Regions from separate parts of the Homo sapiens genome. Here region 1 is linked to region 2. Evidence: chromatin loops called from intact Hi-C (ENCODE). Cell type or tissue: B cell. All regions are shown on one strand. Each heading gives the region's core, and the rest is flanking DNA. Links, peaks and the distances in the headings are about the cores only. Region 1 overlaps STK4 (serine/threonine kinase 4). Region 2 overlaps KCNS1 (potassium voltage-gated channel modifier subfamily S member 1).

Evidence for each region. A loop is a pair of places that touch in the nucleus more often than their neighbours do. Peaks named below come from ENCODE experiments on the same cell type or tissue, not always from the same donor. Only the 100,000 strongest peaks of a DNase experiment are listed, where the experiment ranks them.
Region 1: it touches region 2 in a loop (28-fold over the local background); 64 of 110 quality-filtered maps call a loop at or near these places.

What each region holds. Positions count from the first base shown.
Region 1 is chr20:45,010,108-45,012,922 of GRCh38, forward strand. The region is part of intron 9 of STK4 (serine/threonine kinase 4); the gene reads left to right. Among named protein-coding and RNA genes, the nearest start is that of STK4, 45 kb to the left of the region's middle. In B cell, for the core only: a CTCF peak has its summit at 1,186 (motif pointing right); a DNase peak (open chromatin) is centred at 1,174; H3K27ac peaks cover 1,070 bases.
Region 2 is chr20:45,094,246-45,097,060 of GRCh38, forward strand. It overlaps KCNS1 (potassium voltage-gated channel modifier subfamily S member 1), which reads right to left. Exons shown (of 4, transcript NM_001322799.2): 4 at 1-1,095. The coding sequence ends at 625. Among named protein-coding and RNA genes, the nearest start is that of KCNS1, 5.5 kb to the right of the region's middle. In B cell, for the core only: CTCF peaks have their summits at 1,732 (motif pointing left) and 1,931; a DNase peak (open chromatin) is centred at 1,726; H3K27me3 peaks cover 679 bases.

The DNA of each region.
Region 1 (2,815 bases), core at 111-2,610, 84 kb before region 2:
GCCCAGGCTGGAGTGCAGTGGTGCGATCTCGGCTTATTGCGACCCCTGCCTCCTGGGTTCAAGCAATTCTCCTGTCTCAGCCTCCTGAGATTGGGATTACAGGTGCATGCCACCACACCTGGCTAATTTTTATGTTTTTAGTAGAGATGGGGTTTCACCATATTGGGCAGGCTGGTCTCCAACTCCTGACCTTGTGATCCGCCTGCCTCTGCCTCCCAAAGTGCTGGGATTACAGTCGTGAGCCACCGCGCCCGGCCTCCCAATTATTTATTATATGTAACTTATGTGTTATACTCAATAGGATAGATGTTATAACTGCTAATAATAATTATTAGTGATTAGGCACTTAATATATACCACACACTGTGATTTATCCTTTAAGCATTTCACATATTTTGATCATTACAACCATGCTGTGTGGTAAATTGAACCATTCCCTGTTTAATAGCAGTTGAAACCCAGTTGCAGAGATTAAGTAACATACTTGTGATTATATAATGAGTAATAGAGAAGCCAAGATTTGAACCCAGATATGTTTGATTTCAGTGGTTATGTTCTGAATCATTAGATTATACTACTTCTAGCAGAGCCCCTTTATCAAGTGTTGGGAGCTGGGACTAAGGCTTATGTTACAGATCATGTGTTGGTGAGTCTCAGCTTGTAGTAATGTACTTCTCCTTGCTGGTTATTTTGATAACCAGTTACTCTACATATGTCCTCAGTATTTCCAGAAAGAAAGGACAGATGGTTTTCAAAGGGAGCATGCCTCTGATAAGCTAATGATATTGTTACCTCTGAGGGAATTTGTTTTGGATGTATGTATCTGAATCTATAGGAAGGAGTCAGATTGCAGTTGGAGAGAAGGGATTAAGGTGGGATTTGATTGATTTTAAGTGGCCTCAAGCATACATGTGAGAACGAAAGAGGCAAACCATGGTCCACGTTACTTGGAAAACCTCTGTCTGGATAAAATATTAGATTGGGGATTTTGGAAGGCTTCTTCTATTTGTCTAGATATGTTCTTGTTTTTGTTGTTGTTTTTGTTTTTGAATAAGGGCTCTAGAATAGCCTTGTTTACCTCCCCAAACAGCAGGACACATTATTGAAGTGACATGAGAGGGTCTGTGTCAGTGTTAGGATCATTGTGCATTCTCTGGGCCAGCAGAGGGAGCTCTGTATTAAGTTAATGGGTTATAATCGTGTTCCCATTTGAGTTCACAAATCCCCTTTATATAAAAGTAGCCTTTATGCTAGAACAAGACCATTACTTATTCATTCTTAAGTGTATTTTAAGTAACCGCAGTGACACTAGGGCAATGTCTTTATTTTATTTAGTTGGGAGATTGGATACCTCATACTTGGCAAAGTTCAAATAAGAAGTCAGCCAAAACATCTCAAAATAGTCACTTTTTCTCTCCCTTCCCAGATTTCTCAGTGGACTTGACACAATTGGTGTTCTTTTTCTGTAGCATGGTACCATGCATATAGTTTTTAAACTGTAATCAGCTAAAATGGCCTTACTTGAATAACTGAATAAATTTTTTAAAAAACCTAATAATTCTTGTGTAGAACTGATTTGAAAGTTCTTGTGTAGAACATACATATATATATATATATATATATTTTTTTTTTTTTTTTTAAGTCAAGTTGTTGGGAGCCAGGACTAAGGCTTATGTTACAGTAAATAACAGTAAAAATATATATATTCCTGATATAGATCAGGAATTTGTTTTTGTTTACAATATGAGCTCTAGTAGTCTGTTTTATTTTTCCATCTGAAAGACTTGCTTCCTCCCTCTATCCAGGTCTTTGATCCTGTCACCTTCTCAGTCCTTCTTTGACTATTTGTCTGCAATAGATTTCCCATCCCCTTATTTTTCTTTTCATCACAGATTACTTCTTGAAATTTATATCACTCTTCTCCGATACAAATTTTTTTTTTTTTTTGAGATGGAGTCTTGCTCTGTCACCAGGCTAGAGTGCAGTGGCGCGATCTCAGCTCACTGCAACCTCTGCCTCCTGGGTTCAAGCAATTCCCCTGTCTCAACTTCCCAAGTAACTGGGACTACAGGCACGCACCACCACACCTGGCTAATGGTTTGTATTTTAGTAGAGATAGGGTTTCACTGTTTTGGCCAGGATGGTCTCGATCTCCTGACCTCGTGATCCGTCCACCTCAGCCTCCCAAAGTGCTGGGATTACAGGCGTGAGCCACTGCACCCGGCCTCTCCCATATAAATTTTAGGATCAGTATATCAAATTTTATAAAATACTACTGGAATTTTGACTTAATTGCATTGGATACACAGATTAATTAGGCAGAATTGCCATCTCTGTGTTAATTCTTTCTATGCATGAACATGGTTTATCTTTCAATCTGTTTGGTCTATCTTTTATATTCTTAGATAATTTTATAATTGTACCAACAAAGATGTTTTAGAGCTTTTTGTTAAATCTATTTTTAGATACTTATTTGTTGCTATTACAAATGGCATAGTTTAAAAAACTTTTGTTTCTAACATTTTTCTTCTATAGACAACTACTGTAGATATTTATGGACTGTTTTATTCATTGTAACAGGTTTTATGGAGATTGCCTTTTTAAAAAAATGGAGACAGTCTTATTGTCTATGAATTATGATTATAGTTTTTCCTTTTGATCTTTATATATAATCTTCTTCTTCTTCTTCTTCTTTTTTTTTTTTTTGAGGCACTGTCTCACTCTGGAATGCAGTGGCGCGATCCTAGCTCACTGCAGCCTTGAATTCCTGGGGCCAAGCAATCCTCCTGCCTCAGCCACCTGAGTAGCTGGGACC
Region 2 (2,815 bases), core at 252-2,751:
CACAGCTGAGATCCAGAGCTCCTATATCCAAATCTCCTGTCTGGACCCTTCCCTGGCTCTGAAAGGGATTTCTTATCTTGTGGATCAACTCTGGGGATCCATGAATCACCAAAAAACACACGCAAACTTCATGAGGGCAGAAGAAAGATGGAGTTGATGGAGCATTGCTCCAGGCACACCAACAAGCCCAGATTCCAAACCTGACTCTGCCACTTCTAATTGTGACATCTGGGAGAGGCATCGCTCATCTCTTAGCCTTGGTTTCCTCATCTGTGAAGTGGGGATAATTCTCTTTCTCCAACACAAGGCCAAACATGACCTGGTTCATGTACAGGAGGTGCTCAGGAATCATTAGTATCCTTTCAACTTCCTCCCTCTGGCTCATGCCTGCTTCATGAATGGCTTGGAGGCAGGTTTATAAAGCTTTCTGAGTTGCTTGCAGAATCTCACAGAATCTAGGGTAGCACTGTCCTGTCCTGGGCCTTTGGAGGAAGGAATGCAGCTTTTGAATCTCATTTCTCAGGACAGCATGAGTGATCCTGGGAGGCTCACTACCATGAAGAACTTTAGCAGGGGAGGAATCTCTACTGTAGGGGCATGGCAGGGGGTCACGGATCCCTGGTTTTAATACATCTGAGGGTGTGGAGGCTCACTGGGGGCCTGGCTCTCTAGATCTGCAGACTGTCCCTCCTGAGAGGTTTCTCGGGATGTCTCCAGAGATGCCTCCGACACCCCATCAATGCTGCTCAGCAAGTCCTCAAACTCTTGGTGGTTGCTGTTGCGCACGGCTGCCTCCAGAGCCTTCTGGCGCCGGTAGAAGTGGGAGAACTTGTTGAAGATGATGGTGATGGGGAGTGCTACCACCAGGATGCCCCCTAGGATGCAGCCTGAGGCTGCCAGCTTGCCAGCCACCGTCACTGGCACCACATCCCCATAGCCCACGGTGGTCATGCTCACTGTGCCCCACCACCAGCAGGCTGGGATGGTGTTAAAGCCCACGTCCTCCTCCTTTTCAGCTGTGTAGGCCACACCAGAGAACACTGACACACCCACAGCCAGGTACAGCAGCAAGATGCCCACCTCACGGTAGCTGTGCTGAAAGAGAATGTAGAAAGCCAAGTCAGAGTGGATGGGCTTACAGTCCTGGTATTAGGCATATGGGGAAACTGAGGCCCAGAGAGTATAAAGGACAGGTCCAAAGTCAGCAAGATAGAGCTGGTGCTAAGGCCCAGGTCCCCTGACTTTAAACTAAGACCTTTCAACTACAGTTGGCAGCAAAACCCCCTGGTATTGCGCACAGGCCTAAGTTCTATTGTCCAAGGTATCTGCTAGGCTACAGCTGTTTTTTCCAACTCCGGGGTTACTGGTGGCACCACAGCCAGGGAATGAAGAGCTTGTGATTTTTACACTGTTGCAGAACCAAGAGAACCATAGTTTATATTCCACAATGCAAAGAGTTGGTTTCATGTACTTTTGACTGGTCTGAAAAGTATAAAAATATTTTTTGCTCCTCCAGGAAGCTGAGAGGACATAAGTCCCCTGGACCACCCACAGAATTCACTTTCCTATGGCTGTGTATGTTTGCTTTGTCCCTGAGGCCAAGCTCTAGGGCAGTGATTCTCAAACAGGGTGGTTTTGCCCACCACCTCCCCGCCTCCACCCCGCAAGGGACATTTGGGAACGTCTAGAGACATTTTTGGTTGTTGCAACTGGGACAGGTGTGCTACTGCCCTCTAGTGGGTAAAGGCCAGGGATACTGCTAAACATCCTAAAATGTACAGGGCAGCTCCCACATCAAAGAATTACCTGGTCCCAAATGTCAGTAATGCGAGGCTGAGAACCCCTAGTCTAAAGCAGAGTCTCTCCAACTTTAATGCGTGCAGGAATCATGCAGGGGTCTTGGCAGAACGCAATCGCATAGTCTTGGGTAGAGCCAGAGAATCTACATGTCTAGAAAGCTTCCAAGTGATGAGAAAGCTGCTGGTGGTCAGGGGCCTCACTTTGAGTAGCAAGGCTCTCATCTGGAGTATATTACACCTGCATCTTAGACCCTGGCAGCTCTGATTAGTAATACTCTTCTCCCCTACTGAAGACAAAGCTAGTAGTGTCAGGCCCTGGCTCTCTGCATGGAGGGGACAGGGCAGCGTTCTGGGGCACAGGGATCTTCCCTGGGGAGATGCTGAGCTCAGGGGGTCTGCTGAATGTAATTCCTTATACCTGCCCACTGCCCTAGGATTCTGCCTAGGTCATCTGCCAGCACCCAGTATCCTGAGGGCATACAAGAGGCTTTACTAAGCCATGGGTGGAAGGGATCTTTCTTTTAGCATTGTCTGGGGATTATCAGTAGGGTCGCATGGAGCTTTAGGAGAAAGAACATGAGGTGCTGGAGCCAGGCACAGGTGGGTTCTTCTCTGGGTTCTACTGCTTATTGAGGAACCTCCAACAAGCACTGTCACCTCTGGGAGCCTCAGTTTCCACCTCTGCAAAGCAGTGACAATAACCCTTACCTCTGTTTAAACCTCTCACGAGCTCTCCTATACCCTCGGGACCAAGTCCAAAATCATGTGCCAAGACTTCATGACCCTTCGGTGCCCTGCCCCGCTCGACTCTTCAATTTCATCTCTGGGAATCTCCTTCCCTCCATGTCCTCCTCCCAGCATTCATCCTGTTCTCTCTCCAGGCCTCGGCACACGCCGTTCGCCTTGCCTCCCTCTTCAAACCATGCTAATTTCACCCCCCTTGAGTGCAAGCTTGCCAGGGCAGTGATTCACCCACAATGCAGCACCTGGCACAAGGAGGATGCTCAGTAAACTGC